7 separate regions of the Homo sapiens genome follow, and all the other regions are linked to region 1. The links are chromatin contacts, found by Hi-C or POLR2A ChIA-PET in ENCODE. All regions are on one chromosome and are shown on one strand. The core of a region is the stretch at or near the end of the contact, and the rest is flanking DNA. Distances in the headings are between cores, read along the strand shown. Region 1 holds the start of TNPO2 (transportin 2). Region 2 holds the start of TMED1 (transmembrane p24 trafficking protein 1). Region 3 holds the start of LDLR-AS1 (LDLR antisense RNA 1). Region 4 holds the start of SWSAP1 (SWIM-type zinc finger 7 associated protein 1). Region 5 holds the start of PRKCSH (PRKCSH beta subunit of glucosidase II). Region 6 holds the start of DCAF15 (DDB1 and CUL4 associated factor 15). Region 7 holds the start of ECSIT (ECSIT signaling integrator).

Region 1 (3,651 bases), core at 686-3,185:
CCCTCTAGGCCGAAGTCTGACGCCCCTCCCTGTCAGGACCCAACGAGCTCCCCTCCCCCCACCCCGCTCAACTTTTCAGTGCGGCCTCCCCCAATCAGACCCAACCAAGCCCCACCGAAACAGGCCCCTACACACACCCGATCCTCGCGACGTCCCCCAATCAGGCCCCAAGCAGTCCCCAGACGCTTCCCCCAATCAGATCCCCTCCAGCCCGACCCCAGCAGTCCCACTGGCCCTCTTCTTGAGGAGCCCCGACATGGCCTGGCTCCGAGGCCCCACCCCCTAAGCTCTGCTCGGTTCCCCCCTCCCCCGCCCGGCCCGTTCTAGCTGCCAGGAGGATCGGGCCCAACCGGCTTCCCGGCCTTTCCCGGTCGGGCGCGGCCCCGACGCCCGGGCCGCGCGCGGCGCAGGCTCGGTGCCCGGCGGGGGTCGACGCAAGCCGGGGCCAAGAGGGTCGGGCTCTGAGTGAGGCCCACTTACCCGGCCCCGGGCAGCAGCGGCGGCAACTCGCGCTGCGGCTTCTCCAGAGACTCGCGCGGAAGGAGGGAGCCAAAGAGAGAGAATTAAAAAAAAAAAAAAAAAAAAAAAAGAAAGAAAGAAAAAAAAAAAAGAAAAACGCGGCCGTAGGTGAGCCGCCGCGGCTCCCGTACTCCGTTCAAACTGGTCCCGCCGAGCCAATCGGAAGGTTCAACCTTCACACGTGCCCTGGCACTTGGGAAACCCGGGCTGAGACAAGGTCCGGTCACGTGACCAAAGAGTTGCCGTTTCTTTGGCCTCTCTAGCCAGCCGGTCCTCCCAGTGTCTCGTTTTCCCAGCATCTTTCACTGACCTGACCGCAAGCTCTTTAGCTGGAGCCAGGAGTTTGGTAGCGCGTGGGGACTTTGTGTGTGATGGATCCAGGAACCCCTCGGCCAGAGCCAGCACCCTCCTTGTCACCTTCCTCCACTAAAAATTGAAATGTGCCTCCCTTCCCCCATCCAGAGGTACTTGGGAGGAGTACGCTGTGTGTGCGCAAGGAAAGAGCTGAGCGTGCTCTTTATACCCCAGAGACAAAGGAAAGAAAGCAGGACAAAGTAAGTGCCTGAGACAAGCCGGGTTCCTACAGAAGCCTCTGCCACTTTTTGCATTATTTTCCAGTACTGTTTGATAGTTTTTACAAGGAGATGAAAAAGCCACAAGGATATAAATTTTTGAATAAAACGAAATGAACTAATAAAATAAACTTTGAACCACGCCTAATCCCTTTCCCTACCTGAAGTTGAATGAGGTGGAACAGCGCAGGAAATTCTGGCAAGGGCAGGGTCATGAAGAAAGAAATCTTCTTGATCCTTGCGACGTCTGAAGACAGTAGGGCACCGTTTTTCCTTCTCTTGAGAGAGGAGCAGATGGTAAAAAGCTGGAGACCCTGTAGCGTCTTGGTTTCCCCTCCCTGCCCTGCCGATAACAAAGTGGGAGACCTCCTGCCACTTGAAGCCTCAGTTTCCCCACTTGTCAAATGGGTATAAGAGCAGTTCGCGCGATTAGAGATCATCCAAGTTAAGCATGACCTGGCCAGCTCTGAATTGTTCCTTAAAAACGTGGCTTTACCCTCCAAGGCTCAAGGCTGTTCTTTTACTGTATTCAGCCCCTCCCTAAGCCGATATTTAATGAATTCACCAGCTCTAATCCCAAAGAACAACCCACCCTGCCCTGAGGAACTTTTTGACCCTCGAGAGAGGCAGAGGTCAATTTTTGCCCCTGCCTGAAGGAGGGGAACAGCTATCTCAACCCACTTGCCGTAGGCAAAGTCAGTCCCGGCTCCGTTCATTCATGAAAATCAAGTCCCGGGCCTCCAAGGTTAGGGAAGTGTCGGCAGGCGCCTAACTCCACTCGGAGAATCGCGGAAGACACCCTAAAGGAGCAGTTGGGATTCCGAGGTAGCCAGTTCCGCTGGACTGAAACCTGGGCTGAGAAACACGTGCAGAAAGCCGCCACCAAGGCATGCGTAAAGGCCTCCCTCTCCCCCACCCTCCGATAAGCCCTGGAACTACAAATCCCGTCCTGCCATGCGCCAGGGTCGCCGCGCTTTGGGGTTTTGGCTGAGACTCAAATTGGCAGGAGGGTCTCTAGACCAACCGAGGTGCATGGGGAGCAGAAGAGTGAGACTGGGGAGCTGGGGCTGGATTTGGGGGTTCCTGGAGCGAGTGTGAACGATAAGAGCTTTCTGGTCAAATTTGGGGGCTGCCCCAGATAAAGATCAGATGGGGAGCGAGTTTGGGATGCAGGAGACAATTTGTTAAGGTTCACCCCCTTCATATAATATGGCAAATTTTCAGCGGCCCTCCGCAAGCCTTGGGGCAGAACAAAGTAGCCCCTGCTGCATGTGTGGTCCACATTGTTGGCCCTTGTGTGGTCACGGAATTTTTTCTTCCTCTCCAGCTGGTGAATTTGAGTGTTGAATCAGGACAAGGTTTTGGGTTTTTGTTGTTTTGTTGTTTTTGTTTTTCTATTTCTTTGTTTTGTTTTGTTTTGTTTTTGAGACGGAGTCTCGCTCTGTTACAAGGCTGAAGTGCAGTGGCGCGATCTCAGCTCATTGTAACCTCCGCCTCCCGGGTTCAAGCGATTCTCCTGCCTCAGCCTCCCGAGTAGCTGGGATTACAGGCATGCGCCACCACGCCCGGCTAATTTTTTTTAATAGAGATGGGGTTTCACAATGTTGACCAGGATGGTCTTGATTTCTTGACCTCATGATCTGCCTGCCTTGGCCTCCCAAAGTGTTGGGATTACAGGCGTGAGCCACCGCGCCTGGCTTTTTTTGTTTTTTTGTTTTTTGAGATGGTGTCTTGCTCTCATTGTCCCGGCTGAAGTGCAATGGCTCAATCTCGGCTCACTGCAACCTCCGCCCCCGGATTCAAGCGATTCTCCTGCCTCAGCCTTCCGAGTAGCTGGAATTACAGGCGCCTGCCACCACGCCAGGCTAATTTTTTGCATTTTTAATAGAGATGGGGTTTTGCCATGTTGGCCAGGCTGGTCTTGAACTCCTGACCTCAGGTGATCCACCTGCCTCGACCTCCCAAAGTGCTGGGATTACTGTGCCCGGCCCAGTTTTCCTATTTCTTTCTTTCTTTCTTTTTTTTTTTTTTTTTTTTTTTTTTTTTTTTTTTTTGAGACACTGTCTTGCCCTGTCGCCCAGGCTGGAGTGCAATGGTGGGATCTCAGCTCATTGCAACCTCCGCCTCCGGGATTCAAGCTATTCTGCCTCAGCCTCCCGAGTACCTGGGACTACAGGCACCCGCCACCACACCCAGCTAATTTTTGTATTTTTAGTAGAAACAGGGTTTCACCATATTGGCGAGGCTGATCTTGAACTCCTGACCTTGTGATCTGCCCGCCTTGGCCTCCCAAAAAGTGCTGGGATTACAGGTGTGAGCCACCGTGCCTGGCCTTTTTTCCTTTTTTTTTTTTTTTTTTATTTTGAGGTGGAGTTTTGCTCTTGTTGCCCAGGCTGGAGTGCAATGGTGCAATTTCGGCTCACCACAACCTCTGCCTCCCGGGTTCAAGTGATTCTCCTGCCTCAGCCTCGCGAGTAGCTGGGATTACAGGCATGTGCTACCACGCCCTGCTAATTTTGTATTTTTAGTAGAGACCGGGTTTCTCCATGTTGGTCAGGCT
Region 2 (3,651 bases), core at 736-3,235, 1.9 Mb before region 1:
AGCATAGTTGCTGAAACCAGCATGGGTTCAATACCAACTCTGCTAGTTGGTCTGTGTGGCCGTGAGTTGCTCAGCCATCTTGTATCTCACTTTCTCCACCTGTAAAATGGGGATGACTTGAGCACAGGGTCTGCTTCACAAGGTGGTTTGGAGATTTACGGTATGAGTTATTTATGATATGAGTTCCTTAAACCTTTACACCAGGGTTTATACCTAGAAATGAACTACTTTTTTTTTTTTTTTTTTTTTTGAGACGGAGTTTTGCTCTTATTGCCCAGGCTGGAGTGCAATGGTGCGATCTCGGCTCACTGCAACCTCTGCCTCCCAGGTTCAACTTCCACCTCCTGGGTTCAAGTCATTCTCTGGCCTCAGCCTCCTGAGTAGCTGGGATTACAGACGCCCGCCACCACACCCGGCTAATTTTTGTATTTTTAGTAGAGACGGGGTTTCACCATGTTGGCCAGGCTGGTCTCAAAACTCCTGACCTCAGGTGATCCACCCGCCTCAGCCTCCCAAAGTGCTGGGATTACAGGCGTGAGCCACCGTGCCCGGCCTGAAATGAACTACTTATTTTAAGAGCTGCTACTCTTACTATAATTCAGTTGGAGGGCACAACTACGGAGGGGAGGCTGGGTCAGCCCAAGGGGGGCACCCCAGGTGAATCCTAGAGATCTGGAAGGAGTGGCCCCAGCGCAGCCTGGACACACCTTGATGTCCTCCATTTTAACATCCAGCATCTCCTCGGGCTCCACAGCCTCTGCCCATCCTTCGACCTCCTCGTCATCCTGGAGGCTGTCAAAGATCAGTTCAAAGAACACCAGCTTCTCGGAGATGGTGCTGAAGGAGTTGTCAAAGCACAGCTTGTAGTCCCCGGCCTCCGTTGGCTCCACCCTGGGCAGACAGACACACAGACATGACCCAGGGTGGCCAGCCAGCCGACTCAGCGGGGCAGTCAGGGCGGTAACCTGAGGCCGCCTGGGAAGGGCAGGGCTGTAACTGAACCCAGGCAGGCATCAAGACTGAACTCACGTGTGTACCCCATCAGCCTTGCGGGACTCGCTGACCAACAGCACGCCCTGAGGGCTCTCCAGCGTGAAGTCCACGTCCAGTCCAGCACCTCCGATCACCTGGGGGGCAGGTAAGAGCGGGTGGAGGGCTAGCGGTAGGCCAAGGGCGCCTGCCGAAGAGGGCTACGGCTGAACCAACACTGATCAATACAGACCACCAAGGGCTTACCTGAACGGCGGCACACCCACACCCGCCCCAACCTGTCCCAGTGGCTGCGCCCCTTGCCTCCACCCTCATTGATATGACAGCTTGGGGTCCATACTTTCAGCTGACCACGCACCTACCAAAAGTACTTAATGGACGTTTACCTGACCACGCCCCTGGTTGGCTCCGCCTCCGAAAGAGGATAGGCCCAGCCTTTTTCCTTAGTCTAACCCCCGAGAAAGGCCTGTGTGGGCAACGCCCCCGCAGTTGACCTATCAGCACTATCGCCACGCCCACCAGCCAGAGTCCTGTCCTCTCAGAGGCTCCCTATACTTATCGATGGCCCCGCCCCCTCTGGATCTCTTACTCTAGCCCCGCCTGCTTCATTACTCCCTCCCCTTCCGCTCCCACACACCGTCCCCGCCCCATCTGTCCATCTCTTTCTAGCTCCGCCCCCGCGCTCCCAAGCACGGATTCCTCCCCCTTCCTCCTAAAGCGCGCCTCGCCTCGACCGCTTGGCCACGCCCCCTCTCCCTGACTCTGCTGGCCGCCCAGCCCGCGACCCTCTACCTGGTATTCGGTCTCGAGGCTTGCGTTGGCCGGCGCGGACTGGTAGAAACACTGCTTCCTCCCCGCCGGCAACAGGAACGTGAACTCACCGTCCTGGATTGGCGGGGGCCCCGCCCCTCCCACCTCCACTGGTGGCATTAGTAGCCACAAGGCCAGGGCTAGGGCCGCGCCGGCCGCCATCATCCGGGTCACCCTCTGGTCTGCAAAGGGGTCGCGGCTCCTTTAAGCGCTAGCCCTGCCCCGGTGCTACTCGGCGGAGCTCATTGGCAGTGGCTTCTGTATGTTGTCCGTAACCAGAGGTGCCAGGAGTGAAGGACCCCCCCACTAGAGGGCAGGCGGCCCGAATGAATGCCTGATGTGCCCAGAAACACTCAACCGTCTGGGAATATTTTTCTCAAAGGCTTCGGCTCTCTTCTCGGCCGCTGGTGGAGGAAAATTACAAAAATAAGTGCCATGATGGCGCATCTTTTGTAGGCAGTAGCTAAGACAACTAAAGTTACAGGCGGCAGGGTCCTTTTTAGTCACCTCCACGTGGTTTTCCCAGAGTGCGCCGCGCGTGACAACCTTTGGCGGGACCGACGTGGTGGAGTGGACCCAAAAATAGCGTCTAGGCGTGGCCCTGTACGCGACCCGTAGGGCTCGCCTATAAAAGGGCTGGGGCGGGGCGGAGATACCTGTGGCGTCGTGTTTTGCTTGCTCTGTGAGCGTGGTCCAGGTTCGACGCCTTTTGCGCCTTAGAGGCATCAGCGTATCAGTTTCCTCGTAAGTCGGGAGTGATGGAACGACCACCCTGTAGTGCGGCTGTGAGAATTGAGATGAGGCTTGGTTCATATTGAGTGCTCAGCTTTCCTGGCTTATAGACAGTGGAGGGGCGTGGCCCCACCATGCACCCCAAGGGTCTCAGACTCAAGGGCCAGCAGGTAAATAGAGCCATTACAGTAGCCTCGGGTCAGAAAAACGACAGCCCAGGTAGGAAGAGATAAGGACAGTGTGGGACTGGGAGCCACGTTGCCTGGTTCAGCTCCTGCCCCACCCATTACTTGAGGCATTCCCTCTGTTGAGCCTCAGTTTCCTCTTCTGCAAAATGGGGATAATAGGCCTACGCTACTGGGCTGTCTTTAGGATACGTGAAATGCTTGTTGAGTGCTTGCTTCCGCAGTGCGTGGGACATCACAGGCCCTCAGTAAATAATAATCTGTTATTTGGTTCCCGTCTAAACATAAACTGTGTACAGGGAGATGTTTAGTCTTCAAAGATAAACCCGGAAAAGGTTGGCAGGTGATGACAAAGATCCCTCAAATACAGCTGGCTGTTGTCAGCACTTTCCTGCATTTGGAGAATTTGGGGAAGTAGCTCTTTGTAATATCAGTTTGGTATTCCTTTTCACTCCAACTTTTTCTATCATTTACACTCACTGCTTGGACAATTTGAAGTAACAGTGGAGAACGGGTGACTCCTTTTCTTTTTTTTCTTTTTTTTTTTAATTTTTTTTTCCTTTTTTTTTTTTTTTTTTTTTGAGACAGAGTCTCCCTCTGTTGCCCAGGCTAGAGTGCAGTGGCGCGATCTCGACTCACTGCAACCTCCGTCTCCTGGGGTTCCAGCGATCCTCCTGCCTCAGCCTTCCGAGTAGCTGAGACTACAGGCACGTGCCACCACACCTGGCTAATTTTTTGTATTTTTAGTAGAGAGGGGGTTTCACCATGTTAGCCAGGATGGTCTCGATATCCTGACCTTCTGTTCCATCCACCTCGGCCTCCCAAAGTGCTGGGATTGTAGGCGTGAGCCACTGCACCCGGCCGGATTTTTTTTAGGACAGGGTCTTGCTCTGTTGCCCAGGCTGGGGTGCAGTGACGCCATCATGGCTCACTG
Region 3 (3,651 bases), core at 406-2,905, 1.6 Mb before region 1:
TAACTGCCAAAAATTCTTATCATCAATTTCTTCTTCTGGGTTGGGCACAGTGGCTCATGCCTGTAAAGCCAGCAATTTGAGAGGCATCATGATGCAAGAGGAAGAGGATTGAGTGAAGCTAGGAGTTTGGGACCAGCCTGGGCAACATAGTGAGACCCCATCTATAAAAAAAAATTAAAAATTAGTTGGGCATGGTGGTGCACTCCTGTGGTCCTAGCTATTCAGGAGGCTGAGGTGGGAGGATTCCTTGAGCCCAGGGTTGACGCTGCAGAGAGCTGTGATCACGCCACTGCAGTCCAGCCTGAGTGACAGCTGGAAATAATGATAAATAAATAATAAATAATTATTTAAAAAATTATAATAAAAATAATTAAAAAATTATTTTCCCTGATTAATCTTTTTTTTTGTCCTTCTGAGAGTTCAATTTGTCCCTTTTCTGCCTGGTCTCCTAGGTTTCCCTAAAATCCTGCTGAGAGGTTAGCACTGCCTGCCAAAGTCAGTTTGCAAAATCCCAGAGAAATCCAGCTTATTCCTGGGGGAACCGCCAAGACTGCCCAGCCCTGTGTGGGGTTCAGGCAAGTTTCTCACATGTGCCTTTTTGGCAAGAGGCCTCTGGCAACCCCATGAGTCCCCAAAGAGACTCAATTCTAAAAGTTGGTCTCCACCAGCTCTCTGTGGCTTAGGGGTTCAAGTTCAACTGTGAAAGCCCTGTTTTGTTTTGATTTTGCTTTGAGGGAGAGGAAACCGCCCTTCTGTTTGTTCAACTCCTTCTCCTAAGGGGAGAAATCAATATTTACGTCCAGACTCCAGGTATCCGTACAATTGATTTTTCAGATGTTTATACTCAGCCAAAGGCGGGATCCCACAAAACAAAAAATATTTTTTTGGCTGTACTTTTGTGAAGATTTTATTTAAATTCCTGATTGATCAGTGTCTATTAGGTGATTTGGAATAACAATGTAAAAACAATATACAACGAAAGGAAGCTAAAAATCTATACACAATTCCTAGAAAGGAAAAGGCAAATATAGAAAGTGGCGGAAGTTCCCAACATTTTTAGTGTTTTCCTTTTGAGGCAGAGAGGACAATGGCATTAGGCTATTGGAGGATCTTGAAAGGCTGTTGTTATCCTTCTGTGGACAACAACAGCAAAATGTTAACAGTTAAACATCGAGAAATTTCAGGAGGATCTTTCAGAAGATGCGTTTCCAATTTTGAGGGGGCGTCAGCTCTTCACCGGAGACCCAAATACAACAAATCAAGTCGCCTGCCCTGGCGACACTTTCGAAGGACTGGAGTGGGAATCAGAGCTTCACGGGTTAAAAAGCCGATGTCACATCGGCCGTTCGAAACTCCTCCTCTTGCAGTGAGGTGAAGACATTTGAAAATCACCCCACTGCAAACTCCTCCCCCTGCTAGAAACCTCACATTGAAATGCTGTAAATGACGTGGGCCCCGAGTGCAATCGCGGGAAGCCAGGGTTTCCAGCTAGGACACAGCAGGTCGTGATCCGGGTCGGGACACTGCCTGGCAGAGGCTGCGAGCATGGGGCCCTGGGGCTGGAAATTGCGCTGGACCGTCGCCTTGCTCCTCGCCGCGGCGGGGACTGCAGGTAAGGCTTGCTCCAGGCGCCAGAATAGGTTGAGAGGGAGCCCCCGGGGGGCCCTTGGGAATTTATTTTTTTGGGTACAAATAATCACTCCATCCCTGGGAGACTTGTGGGGTAATGGCACGGGGTCCTTCCCAAACGGCTGGAGGGGGCGCTGGAGGGGGGCGCTGAGGGGAGCGCGAGGGTCGGGAGGAGTCTGAGGGATTTAAGGGAAACGGGGCACCGCTGTCCCCCAAGTCTCCACAGGGTGAGGGACCGCATCTTCTTTGAGACGGAGTCTAGCTCTGTCGCCCAGGATGGAGTGCAGTGGCACGATCTCAGCTCACTGCAACCTCCGCCTCCCGGGTTTAAGCGAGTCTCCTCTCTCAGCCTCCCGAATAGCTGGGATTACAGGCGCCCAACCACCACGCCCGCCTAATTTTTGTATTTTTAGTAGAGACGGGTTTTCACCATTTTGGCCAGGCTGGTCTCGAACCCCGACCTCAGGTGATCTGCCCAAAAGTGCTGGGATTACAGGCGTCAGCCACCGCGCCCGGCCGGGACCCTCTCTTCTAACTCGGAGCTGGGTGTGGGGACCTCCAGTCCTAAAACAAGGGATCACTCCCACCCCCGCCTTAAGTCCTTCTGGGGGCGAGGGCGACTGGAGACCCGGATGTCCAGCCTGGAGGTCACCGCGGGCTCAGGGGTCCCGATCCGCTTTGCGCGACCCCAGGGCGCCACTGCCATCCTGAGTTGGGTGCAGTCCCGGGATTCCGCCGCGTGCTCCGGGACGGGGGCCACCCCCTCCCGCCCCTGCCCCCGCCCCTTTGGCCCGCCCCCCGAATTCCATTGGGTGTAGTCCAACAGGCCACCCTCGAGCCACTCCCCTTGTCCAATGTGAGGCGGTGGAGGCGGAGGCGGGCGTCGGGAGGACGGGGCTTGTGTACGAGCGGGGCGGGGCTGGCGCGGAAGTCTGAGCCTCACCTTGTCCGGGGCGAGGCGGATGCAGGGGAGGCCTGGCGTTCCTCCGCGGTTCCTGTCACAAAGGCGACGACAAGTCCCGGGTCCCCGGAGCCGCCTCCGCGACATACACGAGTCGCCCTCCGTTATCCTGGGCCCTCCTGGCGAAGTCCCCGGTTTCCGCTGTGCTCTGTGGCGACACCTCCGTCCCCACCTTGTCCTGGGGGGCGCCCTCGCCCCACCAGCCCCGATCAAGTTCACAGAGGGGCCCCCGGCCACCCTCAAGGCCTCGGTTCCTTACGAGGTTGAAACGTTGCCTCAGAATCTCCCCGCCCCTCCTTGGTCTGCAGCCGAGATCTTCAGCCACGGTGGGGCAGCTATCCCCCGGGACCGACCCCCTGGGGTGGCCTCGCTTCTTCAGAGGCTGTGAATGGCTTCGGTTCAGCTGTCCAAGCGGCGATTTTTCCTCTGGGTGAAATGGATTAGATTTTAGATTTCCACAAGAGGCTGGTTAGTGCATGATCCTGAGTTAGAGCTTTTTAGGTGGCTTTAAATTAGTTGCAGAGAGACAGCCTCGCCCTAGACAACAGCTACATGGCCCTTTCCCTCCTGAGAACCAGCCTAGCCTAGAAAAGGATTGGGATTGCCTGATGAACACAAGGATTGCAGGAAACTTTTTTTTTAATTGGCAAGGGGGTTGGCTTTGACTGGATGGAGAGCTTTGAACTGCCTTGAAATTCACGCTGTAACTAACACACCAGTTTCCTCTGGGAGGCCAGAGAGGGAGGGAGGGTGTAATGAAATACGGATGATTGTTCTTTTATTTTTATTTACTTATTTATTTTTTAACTTTTTGTAGAGATGAGGTCTCGCTTGGTTGCTCAGGCTGGTCTTGAACTCCTGGCCTCAAGCGATCCTCCTACCTCAGCCTCCCAAAGTGTTGGGATTACAGGAGTGAGCCACCGCGCCCCACCGGGGATGATGATGATTGCAAACATTCTGCCACTCAGTTTTACAAAAGAAAGAGAGGCACTGGATTAATGTGTATCTCACTCACCAATCAACCTCTTCCTTAAGAGAAAATGTTAAGGAAGTCTTAGGCA
Region 4 (3,651 bases), core at 810-3,309, 1.3 Mb before region 1:
TAACTGTGCTGGACTCTGTGATGTGGGTGTCACTACTGAGTATTTGTGCATTTTTGTTTGTTTTTGTTGAGATAGGGTCTCGCTATGTTGCCCAGGCTGGAGTGCAGTGGCACAATCACTGCTCACTGCAGCTTTGACTTCCTTGGGCTCAAGCAATCCTCCTGCCTCAGACTCCCAAGGAGCTGGGACTACAGGTGCACGCCACCACACCTGGCTAAATTTTTTTTTTTTTTTTTGAGACAGAGTCTCGCTCTGTCGCCCAGGCTGGAGTGCAGTGGCGCGATCTCGGCTCACTGCAAGCTCCATCTCCCGGGTTCACGCCATTCTTCTGCCTCAGCCTCCCAAGCAGCTGAGACTACAGGCGCCTGCCACCATGCCTGGCTAATTTTTTTTTCTATTTTTAGTAGAGGCTGGGTTTCACCGTGTTAGCCAGGATGGTCTTGATCTCCTGACCTTGTGATCTGCCCACCTCGGCCTCCCAAAGTGCTGGGATTACAGGCGTGAGCCACCGCGCCCGGCCAACACCTGGCTAATTTTGAAGTATTTTGTAGAGATGGGGGTCTCCCTACATTGCCCAGGCTGGTCTTGAACTCTTGGCCTCAGGCAATCCTCTTGCCTTGGCCTCCCAAAGCACTGGGACTACAGACATAAGCCACCACACCTGGCCTGTATGTGCATTTGGAGTGTTGAAATGTGAGGTGAATCATGCGTTGTATATCTGCTGGGGGATGGGGGCTGAGGTGGCGTGTTTGACAGCGCAGTGTATCGGTGTGCTTCACTGTGTGTGTCTGTGTGTGTAGTGGCAATGTCATAGTTGCGTGTTTTGCAAGAGAAAGGGTGTGGGGGATGAATGTGGGACAGAGTTTGTATGGGATGCTTTGTGTCAGGATAGGGCAAGGTTGGAGCATGTGGATGATGGGGATTCTGAAAGTAGAATATATTCAGAGATGCCATGGTGTGTGTGTGTGTGTGTGTGTGTGTGTAGAGGGGTGTGAGTGAGCCCAGCTGTGTGAGTGGGTGTGTTGGGGGATGTCGTGGAGCTGTTTTCTGGTCCCAGAGGGAGAGAGAAAGCCCAGGAAATCTCACTTTCTCCCTGCCCCTGGGTCTCCAGGCAACGGCACCACTTTGGAGTTACCAGGAGACAAGGTTGCCAGGGCAACACAGGCGTGAGTGGCAGCTCTGGGGCGAAGTCTGGGTGAGAAGATCCAGCCAGGGATCACGATCATTCACTTTGTTCCTCCCTTTCTCCCTGTTTCTCATCAATCCCACCTCCCTTCCTTCATTGTCTTAACGAGCACGTATTTGAGAACCTACAAATGTGCTAGGTGCTATTCTCGGTACTGGAGAACAGAAGTGAACAAGACAATGTCCCTGCTGTATCTCTCCTTCAGTCTTCCAGCTCCTGTCTCTTTATCTCTCCTGCTTCCTTCTTTGTCCTGCGGTCCTGCCTTCCCCCCGTACCACAAAGGCGGCCCCACAGAACCCCTTAGCCAGTGAGGAAGTAAGTTGAGAGGCTTCATCTCACAGACTTTCGGGGATGGCCGTTGATGTTTTGTCCACGAGCCTGTGTCCCCAGACACACACTCCGGCCCATACTCAGGTGCACAGAAAGACAAGCACACAGCTCATCCCCCTCTCCAAAACTCTCAGTTGTCATTGGATGACATCAGCAAAACCACACACAAATACATGCCGATCACAATACTCCTCTGAGATATCATAAGCCCCATTTTACAGCAGGGCAAACTGAGGCTAGGAGCCTTTAAATAATATGTCACTCATTCTGGTCTACTCCTCCAACTTTCAACCCTTATATTTGTCTGATTAGCTGACAATAATAGTATTCGTGCTGGTTCCCCCAGCAGCCTCCCTCAGGGAAGGGTCTTATTTCCCTCGAATGCACCCATTCCTCCGCATAGGTTCTAACCATTTGCCCATTCACCTGAGGAATCGAGTTTTGATGGACAGATTCCTAGACCAATAGAGAAACTAAGTGAACTGTACCGATGCGGCCACGGCTTGGGCGGGACTAAGGCTGGGAACGAGCCACCGATTGGTCAGAGCTACGCGGCGAATGGCGGAGACGCTGAGGCGGGTGCTAACCAGGGGCGGTGCGGCCTGGTCCGGGGAGGAGAACATGCCTGCCGCCGGACCGCCTTTGCTGCTGCTCGGTACACCAGGATCTGGAAAAACAGCGCTGCTATTTGCTGCGGCCCTAGAGGCGGCGGGGGAGGGCCAAGGCCCAGTCCTCTTCCTGACACGAAGGCCTCTTCAAAGCATGCCCCGCGGGACCGGAACGACTCTAGACCCAATGCGACTCCAGGTAACCGTGGGGGTGGGAGCAGAGGCGTTCTAGCCAATGGTGGAGTAGATCCGGGATATTGAGTAACAGGTAGACAAGCCAATGGAGAGGACGGTGGAAGAGCGAGCCAGGGCAGCCACGATGGGGCGGAGTCAGGCAGGCGGAGTGAGGAGTGGCACCACGCGGAGCTTAGTTAAGATTGAAGTGAGAGCCCATCCAATGATGGGCGGTGTTAGCAAGAGGCGGTGCCCAGAGATTGAAGTCCGGCCCATCAAGGGGCGGGGCTAAGCTTGGGTCCATTCTGGACCTGAGTTGGTTCCTGTTAGTGTCAAGGATGGGGTCAGACCGAGAATGCTGGGGGAGGGTTTTCCGTGGAAAAATTGCGCTAGAGATTTGGCCAAAAACAAACAAGCAAAAATGGCTTGCCCTCAACTAATACTCGGCAGTGATGAGTGCTGGAAAAACGGGCGAATATAAGAATATTTAACAGCTCTGAACTGGTTCATCCTGGAACCAAGGAAAGTATGCAAGGAGGCAGGGTTACTTTTAAGGAGTCTGGCTTCCTGTGCTGAATCCGGCCCTTTCCTTCTGTTTCTCCTTCTAGAAGATCCGCTTCCAGTACCCACCCTCAACCCGAGAGCTTTTCCGGCTCCTGTGCTCTGCCCATGAGGCCCCGGGGCCAGCCCCCTCCCTTCTGCTGCTCGACGGCCTAGAAGAGTACCTAGCGGAAGACCCAGAGCCCCAGGAAGCCGCCTACCTCATTGCCTTACTTCTAGACACAGCTGCCCACTTCAGCCACCGGCTTGGGCCTGGCCGGGATTGTGGGCTCATGGTGGCCCTCCAGACCCAGGAGGAAGCAGGTAGTGGGGACGTCCTGCACCTGGCACTGCTCCAGCGGTATTTTCCTGCCCAGTGCTGGCTGCAGCCAGATGCACCAGGTCCAGGAGAGCACGGCCTCCGAGCCTGCCTGGAGCCAGGCGGGCTGGGCCCCAGAACAGAGTGGTGGGTGACTTTCCGATCAGATGGAGAAATGATGATCGCTCCGTGGCCCACCCAGGCTGGTGACCCCAGCTCAGGCAAGGGTTCAAGCTCTGGAGGCCAGCCCTGAGCTTTGGTGGGTGACTACCTCTCTGTGCTTCAGTTTCCCATGGCTGGAATACTTACCTCAGGGACATATGCAGATCCAAAGACCTAAACAATGTAAAGTGCTTTTTCTCTTTTAAAAGTATAGCATTATCTTGTATATATTTTACCCAATCAATATGTTGTTTATAGTTTCATTGCTTTAAACTTTATAAAAAGAGCTTCAGGCCAGGCGTGGTGGCTCACGCCTGTAATCCCAGCACTTT
Region 5 (3,651 bases), core at 592-3,091, 1.3 Mb before region 1:
GTGTATGCCTGTAGTCCCAGCTACTCAGGAGGCTGAGGTGGAAGGATCGCTTGAGCCTAGGAGGTCAAGTCTGCAGTGAACTGTTATCCAACCACTACACTCCAGCCTCAACAGCAGAGCAAGACCCTGTCAGAAAGAAAGAAGGCTGGGCGCGGTGGCTCACACATGTAATCCCAGCACTTTGGGAGCCAAGGCCGTGGATCACTTGAGATCAGGAGTTCGAGACCAGCCTGGCCAACATGGTGAAACCCAGTCTCTACTAAAAATATAAAAATTAGGTGTGGTGGCACGCACCTATAGTCCCAGCTAGTCAGGAGGCTGAGGCTCGAGAATCGCTTGAACCTTGGAGGCAGAGGTTGCAGTGAGCCGAGATCATGCCACTGCTCTCCAGCCTAGGCGACAGAGCAAGACCCTGTCTCAAAAAACAAAAAACAAAACAAAAAAAAACGCGGGTGCAGTGGCTCACGCCTGTAATCCCAGCAGTTTGGGAGGCCGAGGCGGGCTCACGCCTGTAATCCCAGCAGTTTGGGAGGTCAAGAGATTGAGACCACCCTGGCCAATATGGTGAAATCCCTCTGTACTAAAAATACAAAAATTAGTTAGGCGTGGTGGCGTGTGCCTGTAGTCCCAGCTACTCAAGAGGCTGAGGCAGGAGAATCGCTTGAACCCGGGAGGCGGAGGTTGCAGTGAGCCGAAATCGTTCCACTGCACTCCCACCTGGCAACAGAGTGAGATTCTGCCAAAAAAAAAAAAAAAAATAGAGAAAATAAATTACAAGAAAGTATGAAGTACAGTTCAGTCGGTTCTGAACCCATGAGAAGTTTTAAGAGACAGAGAAGGAAAAACATGAACTAAGTATGAGTTTTTGCCCAGAAACGGTTTACCTAGACTCATGCTGGAGAAATACCTTTGTCACACCATGAAGATTGGATGGGCACTGTTGACCCCTGACCCTCTGTACCCTCTGGAGCCATCTTACCTAACAGTTGTATCTTTTTATGTAACTCAGCCACCTGAGAGTGCACAGAGGGCTTCCCTGCACCTCTGTGGAAGGATCCTCCCTTGGAACGGCCTGGGGTCCACGCCTGGGCTGTGCCCTTGCCTCGGAGGTGGCTGGGTTTGCCCGAAGCCTCCCTGCCCTTGACCCTGGAAGAGGGCGTCGAAGCCTGGTCCTGAGGAGGCAGGGCGTTGGCGGAGGCCGCCCTGCACAGAGGAGATGTCATGATGGGGTTGGGGCTGAAGGCCCCTAGGGGTTAGGGGGATAACTAGGAGTCAGTCGCCCCTGTCAGGGATCCGTCAGCTCGGATTCCTAGGGCTCTGAAAAATGCACTTTCCGACCGCTAGGTGGTTGCGCTCCGCATCTCTCGGTTGCCAGGTAACCGCCTCCCCGTCTCTCTCCACTGTTTCCATGGAGATCACCCGCGTTCCGTGGCTGACACTGCGTTCTCATTGGCTGAGGCTGCATAGAGGGGCGGTCCCAACAGTGGGCGGGGTAGAGCCGCGCCGCAGGACGGAGGGTCTGGACACTTTGGGGTCACGTGCTCATTCCGTTTCCCTACCTCCCCCAACCTTATCCCGCCCCTGGGGGTTCGCGGGCATTTTTCAGGAACTTTCTTTCCGGCTTGAGAAGCCGCCACTCCCAAGATGGAGGTACGCTGCGCCGCCATTAAGAGCTAGCCCTCAGAACTATCCTCTCTAAGGTTTCACAGTCCTGCCCAAGATGGCCGTCTCGGCTCTGGCACCGCCCCCACTCCTGCCTCTCCCAACATGGCGACCCTGAGTCTCCGTTCCCGGTGCGGAACGTACGACCGGAAGTGACGGGGTCCAGAAATTTCCGCTTTCTTTCTGCAGCAGGAACCGCGGCTGCTGGACAAGAGGGGTGCGGTGGATACTGACCTTTGCTCCGGCCTCGTGTAGGTGTGAACGAGCGGGTGGGAGGGCACCTCAGTTTCTTACAGGGGGCAACCGGAGGGTGCATGTGTGGGTGTGGACGGCGGAGGCTGTTAATCCCTTTGGTCTGTTGGCGGGAATTGGGTCACAATTGGGCACAGGGAGCGGAGGTTTTGAGATCTTGAGATCCTCGCCATTGATTTGAGCAAAGTGAGACTGGCCAGGATTGGGGAGATCGCTGCCCCTCGCCCCCATATCGGAAACAAAGTGAGGCCTCATTGCCTGGAAGCGATGGAGGAATCCAATTGGCTGGAAGTAGCCCTCTCCCACTGACCGGGATCCGCTTTCTTCCTGCAGCGTGAAGACACAGCGCATCTCCCCGCTGTAGGCTTCCTCCCACAGAACCCGTTTCGGGCCTCAGAGCGTCTGGTGAGATGCTGTTGCCGCTGCTGCTGCTGCTACCCATGTGCTGGGCCGTGGAGGTCAAGAGGCCCCGGGGCGTCTCCCTCACCAGTGAGTCCTCCTGTTCACCCTCCCGCCAGGCTGGAGGTGGGAGGGGCCAACATTGGGCCTTAGGGATAGGCATTTACAGCCTTTTGACTCAGTTTCCCGGTAGTGCTCCGCTGGTGGGGATGGGAGGACAGAGGTGGTATTTGGTGGAGAAGGCGCTTACCTGCCCTGGGCTGAGCTTCCTGTACCCCGCAGATCATCACTTCTACGATGAGTCCAAGCCTTTCACCTGCCTGGACGGTTCGGCCACCATCCCATTTGATCAGGTCAACGATGACTATTGCGACTGCAAAGATGGCTCTGACGAGCCAGGTGAGCCTTTTCTCTGTTCATCCATCAGATGTTTATTGAACACTGCTCAGTGCCAGGCCCTGTCTGTGTGACCAAGATACTACCTCTGCTGGCTCCCCTTTGAGTGGGCAGAAACAAGCTCAGAAGTCAGTGGTCAGTGTTATGGCCCCGGGCAGCTGGAGGAGCCCAGAGTCGTCCTCCTCCCAAGCCTCGGGGTCAGAGAAGGCTCCTCCAAGGAGGTGAGGTTTCAGTTGAATCCCGAAGGTGCTGCAGATGGAGGGGTCAACACGGGCAAACCCCTAGAAGTGGGAGACAGGGTGGGGCCAAGAGCAATCCAGCAGGAGACAGAGGTGAAGGGAGACCCTGGCTTTTTGTTTTTGTGTGTTTTGAAGAGACAGGGTCTTGCTTTGTTGCTGAGGCTGGAGTACAGTGGCATGATCGTAGCTCACTGCAGCCTGGAACTCTTGGGCTCAAGTCATCCTCCTGCCTTGGCCTCCCAAAGTGCTGGGGTTACAGGTGTGAGCCACCGTGCCTGGATGAGACCGTGTCTTTGGTTTTGTTTTTGTTTTGAGACGGAGTCTTGCTCTGTTTCCCAGGCTGGAGTGCAGTGGCGCCATCTCGGCTCACTGCAAGCTCCGCCTCCCGGGTTCACACCGTTCTCCTGCCTCAGCCTCCTGAGTAGCTGGGACTACAGGCACCCACCACCACGCCCAGCTAGTTTTTTTTTGTATTTTTAGTAGATACAGGGTTTCACTGTGTTAGCCAGGATGGTCTCGATCTCGTCACCTTGTGATCCACCCGCCTCGGCCTCCCAAAGTGTTGGGATTACAGGCGTGAGCCACCGTACCTGGCCTTGTTTTGTTTTGTTTTTAATTTTTTTTTTTGAGATGGAGTTTCACTCTTATCGCCCAGGCTGGAGTGCAGTGGCATGATCTTGGCTCACTGCAGTCTCCACCTCCC
Region 6 (3,651 bases), core at 311-2,810, 1.2 Mb after region 1:
GCAGGAGAATCGTTTGCTTGAACCCGGGAGGTGAAGGGTGCAGTGAGTTGAGATTGTGCCATTGCACTCCAGCCTGGGCAACAAGAGCAAAACTCCATCTCAAAAAAAAAAAAAAAAAAAAAGATATGTTGTGATATTGTGTTGTGATATATTTTTAAAAAACCATATTTTGGTCTTAGGTTTTCTAGTACATAACTCCTAAAACCCTTGAAATCAGCTGGGCACAGTGGTTTATGCCTGTAATCCCAGCACTTTGGGAGGCCAAGACGGGATGATCCCTTGAGGTCAGGAGTTTTCGAGCAGCCTGGGCAACATAGTGAGACCCCATCTCTACAAAAAAAATTTTTTTAATGAAGACAATAAAAAAAAACTATCTTCTAGATTGTTCAGAGGATTAAATGGGCTGGCCAGGGGTGGGGGCTCACACCTGTCCTCCCAACACTTTGGGAAGCAGAGGTGGGAGGATCACTTGAGCCCAGGTGTTGGAGACCAGCCTGGACAACTTGGTGAAACTCCGTCCCTACAAAAAATACAAAAAATTAGGCCGGGCGCGGTGGCTTATGCCCGTAATTCCAGCACTTTGGGAGGCCTAGGCGGGCGGATCACCTGAGGTCAGGAGTTCGCAACCAGCCTGGCCAACATAGTGAAACCTCGTCTCTACTAAAAATACAAAAAATTAGGCAGGCGTGGTGGCGCACGCCTGTAGTCCTAGCTACATGAGAGGCTGAGGTGAGAGGATCATCTGAGCCCGGGGTCGAGGCTGCAGTGAACCGTGATCACGCCACTGCACTCCAGCCTGGGTGACAAAGTGAGACTCTGTCTAAAAAAATAAAATAAATGAGGTAATGTATACGAATATGATGCACGGAGCGGACCTTCAACAATTATTTTTATTGCTATGATCTGCATAATTGGCACAACAGGGCCCTGCCACATCGAACTGTTTAAGCTCAGAACCGTGTCTGTCACATGTGGAGCGATCCATGATTGATGCTATCATTATCACCACCATCATCCCACCAACCCGCCCATCGGAAACAAGCTTTCATCGAATCCCATCGTTTTTTCCTTTTTTGTAAATCTCTTTCCTCGGCCTGGCTCTGCCGCCCAAGTATGCTCGTCAGGCCTTTGCCCACCTGGACCGGGCGCGGGCAGCCCGGGGCTGAGGATTCTCGAGCCTTGGTGGACCACAGGCTCCCGTCGCCCCGCCCAAGGGCCTGGACCGCCTGTGGTCTCCATGGAAACCCGCCAGCCACAGGGGGCGTGACGCCGTTGAGACAGACAGAGATATTCACCTATCAGATCAAAGTTATCTGGGCAGGGCGAACAAACGGGACCTCCGAGTGGTACGTCCTTAAGGCGGGGCGGGAATACGGCAACGGGCCGCGGGGGCTGTTACTGTCGCTACCAATCAAGAGTCGAGATGGCTTTGATGGACAGGCATAGCGCGAGTGCGGGCTTTCGCCCAACCGGCGGGCCGCTGTCCCGAAAAAGGACCAATGAGGAGGCGGCAGGGGTGGGGCGAAGGGGCCGGTTGCTCCGGAAGTGGAGGGAGGGGGTGAAAATGGCGCCCAGCTCGAAATCGGAGCGGAACAGCGGGGCTGGGAGCGGCGGCGGCGGCCCCGGGGGAGCCGGAGGGAAGCGGGCAGCAGGGCGGCGGCGGGAGCACGTCCTCAAGCAGCTGGAGCGGGTCAAGGTGAGGCCTGGAGCCGGAGTGGGGAGCGCGCCGGAGGGTGGGGAGTAGGGACGAGGGAGGCGGAGGGAGGAGGGCGTTCGCGGGGTGAGGGGTTGGGGGCGGGGCCCCAGGGGAGGGGGCTCGGATGCAGGGCCTGGGCGGGGCCCGGGGGAGATGGCTTGGATGGAGGGGGCTCAGTTGGGGGCCTGGATGCAGGTGGTTGTGTCGGGTGACCGGCAAAGGGGCTGGGATGGAGGGGGTTGGGGGCGGGGCCCCAGGGAGGGGGCTCGGAGGGAGGCGACCCCAGAGGCCGCAGGGAGAATCAGGAGGAAGGGGGCGATCCAGGCTTTTCAAAGCTCTGCTCCCATGGTTGCTCCATAATGGAACCTTCCCGCCCCCTTTGCAGAGCCCCTGCCGCTGGCTTTGGGCTTCCTCCGCCTGATGTTCCTCTCCCTGCCCAAGCCCCGACCACACATGAGCTGGGAGTTCCAGTACCTGGGTGGGCCTCCCCATTGAAAGTGTGGGAGCTCCCTGGATAGGGCTGAGTCTTCCCCCGCAGAGTGAGAGTTACCGAAGCAGGCTCTGTCTCCTCCATCAGACTGGAAACTCCCAGAGCTGGGGGATGATGTCTCTCTCCCCCATCAGTTTGGGAGCTCTGGAGGGCAGAAATGTGGATCTCTTGCAGGTGGGCAGTAACTGGGGCAAGGCTGTGTCTCTGTGGACAGGGACTGCGCCTTCTCCGTGAGGCTGGTAGCTTTGTAAGGGCAGTGCTGTGTCTCCCCCTTTTGACTGGGAGCTCCCTGGGCTGGGACAGTCTCCGCCCTTAGCCTGGGAGCTCCCTGGGCTTGGCTGTGGTTCCGCCCTTAGCTTGGAAGCTCCTTGGGCAGGGACTGTGTCTCCCCTGTCGGCCTGGGCCTGGCTGGCCAGGCTGTTTCCTCCGTCAGACTGAGACCTCCATGTGGACAGGGCTGTCTCCCATCAGACAGGGAGCTTCCCAGACAGGACTCTTCCCATCAGATTGGAATGTCTTGAAGGCAGAGTTGGGTAGCAAGACTGAGGCTGTTCGGATATCCCTGTGCCTGGCTTCTGCCTGTCAGTCCCCGCAGATCCTTCCGCGGTGAAGTTTTGGGGATGAGGGATTCCCTTGGATTCCGTTGGAAGGCGGTAGTTAATTGGGAAGGGGGCGTTGGGTCATTGGTTAGGCTCACCCTTCTATCTGCCTCGACTGGCCCCCAGCAGAGGCCAGAGCTGCCCCGGGGAGGAGGAGCCCCCTTGTTTGAAGGCTGGTGGGTTGGGAACAGATGGGTGCAGGTCAGGACTCTGTCCCAGCCTCCTTAGTAGGATAAATACCCACAGCTTAGGGACAGCCTTCAGGGAGGGAAGCAGGTGGCCCAGCGTGGGACAGGGTGATTGGGGAACTTTCTTGGGGGCGGTGACGCTGGGCTCAGTCAAGAGGGACCTGAGGCTGAAGAGGTATGGAACTGGGAAGGTGGCCTGGGTCCCTGGTGGAGATGAAGGCTCAAGCGCGGTCCATCTGGCTTTACTGTCCCCATCTGCCTCAGTTGTTCCCACCTTCCAGAGCTTGGCCTTCTTTTGACCATTATGGTGGGCTGGGCCGGTCTGGACCCGGTGAGAGCCGCTCTGCCTCTCTGCCGTGGGTGAGGGGGCTGGGGGCTGCAGATGGTGCCTGAAGTGCCCTGGCCACCCCTTCCCCAGATCAGCGGACAGCTCTCCCCTCGCCTCTTCCGGAAGCTGCCTCCCCGGGTGTGCGTGTCCCTCAAGAACATTGTGGATGAGGACTTCCTCTATGCAGGGTGAGGCTGGGCCCAGGCAAAGGGGGCAGGTGGGCGGGAGTGGTGGGCTCGCCCTGACCTGGCCGCTGTGCCCCCTCCACCCCCACAGACATATCTTCCTGGGCTTTTCCAAATGCGGCCGCTACGTCCTCTCCTACACCAGCAGCAGTGGGGATGACGACT
Region 7 (3,651 bases), core at 557-3,056, 1.2 Mb before region 1:
AATAAATAAATCAACTAAAATTAGTGATTTCTGCCTAAAATCGCTAACGGCATATCACACTTAAAATCAGAGACTGGGCACACTGGCTCATGCCTGTAATCCCAACACTTTGGGAGACCAAGGTAGGAGGATCACTTGAGCCCAGGGATTCAAGACCAGCCTGGGCAACATAGAGAGACCCCATCTCTACAAAAAAATTAAGAATTATCCAGGCATGGTGGTGAATGCCTGTCATCTCAGGTACTCAGGAGACTGAGGCTGGAGGATCCTTTAAGGTCAGTAGTTAGAGGTTGCAGTGAACCATGACTGCACTTGTGAATAGCCACTGCACTCTAGCCTGGGCAACATACTGAGATCCTGTCTCTAAAAATAAATAAATAGCCAGGGAGCAGTGGCTCATGCCTATAATCCTAGTGCTTTGGAAGTCCAAGTGGGGAGGATCGCTTGAGCCCAGGAGTTCAAGACCAGCCTGGACAACATAGCAGGACACGATCTTTACAAAAATTATTTTAAAAAATTAGCTGGACCTGGTGGTGTGCACCTGTAGTTCCAGCTACTGGGAAAGCTGAGGCAGGAGAATCACTTGAGCCATGGAGTTTGAGGCTGCAGTGAGCTATGGAGTGCACTGCACCACTGCACTCCAGGCTTGACGAACAAGTGAGATCCTGTCTCTAAAAAATAAAAATAAATAAATAAAATCAGATAGGGTCTACCCCTCTAAACTCAACTCCTACCACTGGCAGCTTCAGCTACACTGTTTCTGAAAGAAACTAAGTTTATCCCATCTCAGAACCTTTGTACTTGCTTTTCTCTCTGTCTAGAGCTTTCTTCCTCCAGATCTGCCCACAGCTGTCTCTGGTCATTTCAATGAAAGGTCTTCTTTGACCATCTCCCATTCCCCACATTCTAAAAGCCCTCATCACCCTATTAATTTTTGTTTCGGAGACAGGGTCCTGCTCTGTTGCCCAGGCTGGGGTGCAGTGGCACAATCACGGCTCACTACAGCCTCAACCTCCTGGGCTCAAGCAATCCTCCCACCTCAGCTTCCCGAGTAGCTAGGACTACAGGCGTGCACCACTACGCCCAGATAATTTTTTGTAGAGAACAGGGTCTTGCTATGTTGCCAAGGCTGGTCTCGAAACTCCTGGGCTCAAGCGAAATTCCCGACACCATTAACGCATTTTTAGTAACTTATCAGTATCTGAAATCACCTGTTTCGTTTATTTCTAATTTGTTCAAAGTCTGGTTCCCCCAGGAGATGAGAGATTTTTATCTATCTTCCTCATTGCTGTGTCTCCAGCACCAAGGACAGTGCCTGGTATATGACAGATGCCTAACGAGTAACAACTGAACGGAAACAAGCCTCAATTTCAAAAAAACACCTATAAATCTGAACCCCGAGGTATGGTGTACGTACAACAGCTTTGAAACCGGCTGCCAGGATTCTGGGTCTCTTGGGGGAAAAAGGCAGACGCGGATTCCAAATCCTGCCCGGTTGCCGACTTGCGGCGTGACCTCTCGCGAGGTCATCTGCAAAATGGGAGACTGGGGGCGTGAGGCGGCTGGCACAAGACAGGCGGCCTTTCCCAGCGCGTCCCCGCCCCCACTACGAAAGGTCATGGCGCCCTGGCCCTGCAGCTGGGTCCCTCCAGGGCTGCCCTCTCGCGCTGCCGGGTCCTGAAGGGCCCGCCTGCAGCCCAGCAGTTCGCGTTCGCCTACCCGCGCGCGACCTACCTACTCACGCGGCCAGCCGCGGACTCCAGGCCAGCTCTGTCTTGTTGCTGGGCGCTGCCATATTGGCCCAGAGAGCGTCCGGGTCAGGGAGCTCCAGGGAGGTAGCAAATCAAGAAAGCTGGTGTAATAGGTCCCGCCCACAACGCGAGGTGGGCCAATAGGAAGGCGGAAGGATCTGGGACCCGCCTCATAACGAGCCAGGCCCAGCCTCTAATGAGGCAAGACGCACTCCAGACCTGGGAACCTTGAAATGGCCCGGGAGGCTGGACTTGGGAGTCATAGTCTATGAATCCAGTCGCAGGCCCCAGCGGCTGAAATGAGAAAATGAATTAAAAAAAAACAAAAAGTGAAAGGGGGCCGGTACGGTGGCTCATGCCTGTAATCCCAGCACTTTGGGAGGCCAGAAGTTCGAGACCAGCCTGGGCAACATAGCGAGACCCCCTTATCTACAAAAAATTTAAAAATTAACTGGGCATGATGGCGCATGCTCATAGTCCCAGCTATTCGGGAGGCTGAAACGGGAGGATCGCTTGAGCCCTGGAGGTCGAGGCTACAGCGAGCCATGATTGCACCCCTGCACTCCAGCCTGGGCAACAGAGTGAGACCCTGTTTCTAAAAATAGTAATAATAAATAAATAGGGCAGGGCGCGGTGGCTCACGCCTGTAATCCCAACACTTTGGGAGGCCGAGGCCTGCGGATCACCTGAGGTCAGGAGTTCGAGACCAGCCTGGCCAACATGATGAAACCCCGTCTCTACTAAAAATACAAAGTTAGCAGGGCATGGTGGTGGGTGCCTGTAATCCCAGCTTCTCGGGAGGTTGAGGCAGGAGAATCGCTTGAACCCGGGAGACGGAGGTTGCAGTGAGCCAGGATAACACCACTGCACTCCAGCCTCAGCAACAGAGCGAGACTCTGTCTCAAAAAATAAATAAATAAATAAAAATTAGTGGGGCGTGGTGGCGTGCTCCTGTGATCCCAGCTACTCGGGAGGCTGAGGCACGAGAATTGCTTGAACCCAGGAGGTGGAGGTTGCAGCGAGCCGATATAGCACCACTGCACTCCAGCCTGGGCGACAGAGTGAGACTCCGTCTCAGTAAATAAATAAATAGGAAGGCCTCAGTGAGGTGTCCTTTGAGTAAAGGCCGGAGGAAGTGAGTGAGCCATCTGGATATCTGGGGAACGCTTTTGGCACTGGGAACAACAGCAAAGACTCTGTGTGGTCGGAGTGGAGTCTTTGGAGGAAATGGGATAAAACGAGGTGAGATTGAGTAATGGGGGCTCCTGGTCTCCCCCAGAAAGCACCAGATTTAGGCTGTTAATAACTAAGGTGGATAAGCACATAAAATGGGCTATTGGCAATAACAGTGTCCCCCGGGAAGGAAGGCTATCTGCCCTCATAAGCCCATTTCTGCAGTCCCTCAGCCTCTGTGGCGCAGTGAGCTGGCATGGAGACTAGGATGCAAGAACCTACCCTTAGGATGCCTCAAGGACTCTGCGCAGCCGCAGGACATCCACCTCATCAGAACTCTTGTGATTGGGCAATCTGAGAAAACCTGTAGCCAATCAGCTGCTTGGCTGGAGCACTCCTCTCTGGCAAGTTGACAGGCACGTGGGCAGCGGCTGGGAGCGCTACTGCCCTCTGCCAGGCTCCCGCAGCTACAAGCAAGCAGAGTCAGCTCTGCTTAGCTGGGGAGTGGGTAAGATGATGGGGTCGCTGACCTGGCTGTGGCCTTCAGAGTTATTGGTGTCCTTCTCTTGAGGTGGTCATGGCTTTTGTTTTCTTATTTATCCTTCCAGAACTAGTCTTTTAATATTTTATTTTATTTTATTTTATTTTATTTTTGGAGACGGAGTCTGGCTCTGTCGCCCAGGTTGCAGTGCAGTGGTGCAATCTCAGCTAATTGCAACCTCCGCTT

The links. A loop is a pair of places that touch in the nucleus more often than their neighbours do. ChIA-PET counts read pairs that join two places held with the same protein, here RNA polymerase II (POLR2A). Pooled maps may share reads with other maps.
Region 2: a loop to region 1 is called in a pooled map, with 12 times the contacts of the local background. The contact joins the promoter of TMED1 here to the promoter of TNPO2 in region 1. A Hi-C loop is called at or near these places in 1 of 168 maps with a recorded cell type or tissue (naive thymus-derived CD4-positive, alpha-beta T cell) and 7 of 50 pooled maps. POLR2A ChIA-PET finds 5 or more read pairs at or near these places in 1 of 52 experiments (activated naive CD4-positive, alpha-beta T cell).
Region 3: a loop to region 1 is called in a pooled map, with 23 times the contacts of the local background. The contact joins the promoter of LDLR-AS1 here to the promoter of TNPO2 in region 1. A Hi-C loop is called at or near these places in 7 of 50 pooled maps. POLR2A ChIA-PET finds 5 or more read pairs at or near these places in 2 of 52 experiments (RWPE1 and activated CD4-positive, alpha-beta T cell).
Region 4: a pooled map shows a loop between it and region 1 (4-fold over the local background). The contact joins the promoter of SWSAP1 here to the promoter of TNPO2 in region 1. A Hi-C loop is called at or near these places in 6 of 50 pooled maps.
Region 5: a pooled map shows a loop between it and region 1 (22-fold over the local background). The contact joins the promoter of PRKCSH here to the promoter of TNPO2 in region 1. A Hi-C loop is called at or near these places in 2 of 37 single-sample maps with no recorded cell type and 9 of 50 pooled maps.
Region 6: a loop to region 1 is called in a pooled map, with 5 times the contacts of the local background. The contact joins the promoter of DCAF15 here to the promoter of TNPO2 in region 1. A Hi-C loop is called at or near these places in 1 of 50 pooled maps. POLR2A ChIA-PET finds 5 or more read pairs at or near these places in 2 of 52 experiments (HEK293 and activated CD4-positive, alpha-beta T cell).
Region 7: a loop to region 1 is called in a pooled map, with 5 times the contacts of the local background. The contact joins the promoter of ECSIT here to the promoter of TNPO2 in region 1. A Hi-C loop is called at or near these places in 6 of 50 pooled maps. POLR2A ChIA-PET finds 5 or more read pairs at or near these places in 2 of 52 experiments (CD8-positive, alpha-beta memory T cell and H1).

What each region holds. Positions count from the first base shown.
Region 1 is chr19:12,721,997-12,725,647 of GRCh38, forward strand. TNPO2 (transportin 2) reads right to left here and starts at 1,936. Exons shown (of 26, transcript NM_001382241.1): 1 at 1,773-1,936; 2 at 1,253-1,369. RefSeq lists enhancers at 1-469, 470-1,087, 886-1,035, 1,088-1,706, 1,707-2,323 and a silencer at 296-385.
Region 2 is chr19:10,834,227-10,837,877 of GRCh38, forward strand. It overlaps TMED1 (transmembrane p24 trafficking protein 1), which reads right to left and starts at 1,986. Exons shown (of 4, transcript NM_006858.4): 1 at 1,783-1,986; 2 at 1,030-1,127; 3 at 708-891. The coding sequence starts at 1,965. It also overlaps a transcript of C19orf38 not described here. RefSeq lists enhancers at 484-1,121, 1,759-2,395, 2,161-2,260.
Region 3 is chr19:11,088,004-11,091,654 of GRCh38, forward strand. It overlaps LDLR-AS1 (LDLR antisense RNA 1), which reads right to left and starts at 1,656. Exons shown (of 1, transcript NR_163945.1): 1 at 1,065-1,656. It overlaps LDLR (low density lipoprotein receptor), which reads left to right and starts at 1,460. Exons shown (of 18, transcript NM_000527.5): 1 at 1,460-1,612. The coding sequence starts at 1,546. RefSeq lists enhancers at 1,714-2,309, 2,310-2,903, 2,621-2,800, 3,497-3,651 and a silencer at 2,291-2,550.
Region 4 is chr19:11,372,607-11,376,257 of GRCh38, forward strand. It overlaps SWSAP1 (SWIM-type zinc finger 7 associated protein 1), which reads left to right and starts at 2,060. Exons shown (of 2, transcript NM_175871.4): 1 at 2,060-2,323; 2 at 2,907-3,563. The coding sequence starts at 2,075. The coding sequence ends at 3,410. RefSeq lists a silencer at 1,890-1,969 and enhancers at 2,070-2,139, 2,360-2,409, 2,640-2,719, 2,740-2,789.
Region 5 is chr19:11,433,794-11,437,444 of GRCh38, forward strand. It overlaps PRKCSH (PRKCSH beta subunit of glucosidase II), which reads left to right and starts at 1,842. Exons shown (of 18, transcript NM_001289104.2): 1 at 1,842-1,913; 2 at 2,248-2,403; 3 at 2,596-2,712. The coding sequence starts at 2,325. It overlaps ODAD3 (outer dynein arm docking complex subunit 3), which reads right to left and starts at 1,328. Exons shown (of 13, transcript NM_145045.5): 1 at 980-1,328. The coding sequence starts at 1,223. RefSeq lists enhancers at 1,447-1,946, 1,520-1,929, 2,180-2,399.
Region 6 is chr19:13,950,949-13,954,599 of GRCh38, forward strand. It overlaps DCAF15 (DDB1 and CUL4 associated factor 15), which reads left to right and starts at 1,561. Exons shown (of 13, transcript NM_138353.4): 1 at 1,561-1,696; 2 at 3,392-3,489; 3 at 3,578-3,651. The coding sequence starts at 1,565. It also overlaps a transcript of PODNL1 not described here. RefSeq lists an enhancer at 934-983 and a silencer at 1,644-1,783.
Region 7 is chr19:11,527,328-11,530,978 of GRCh38, forward strand. It overlaps ECSIT (ECSIT signaling integrator), which reads right to left and starts at 1,807. Exons shown (of 8, transcript NM_016581.5): 1 at 1,735-1,807.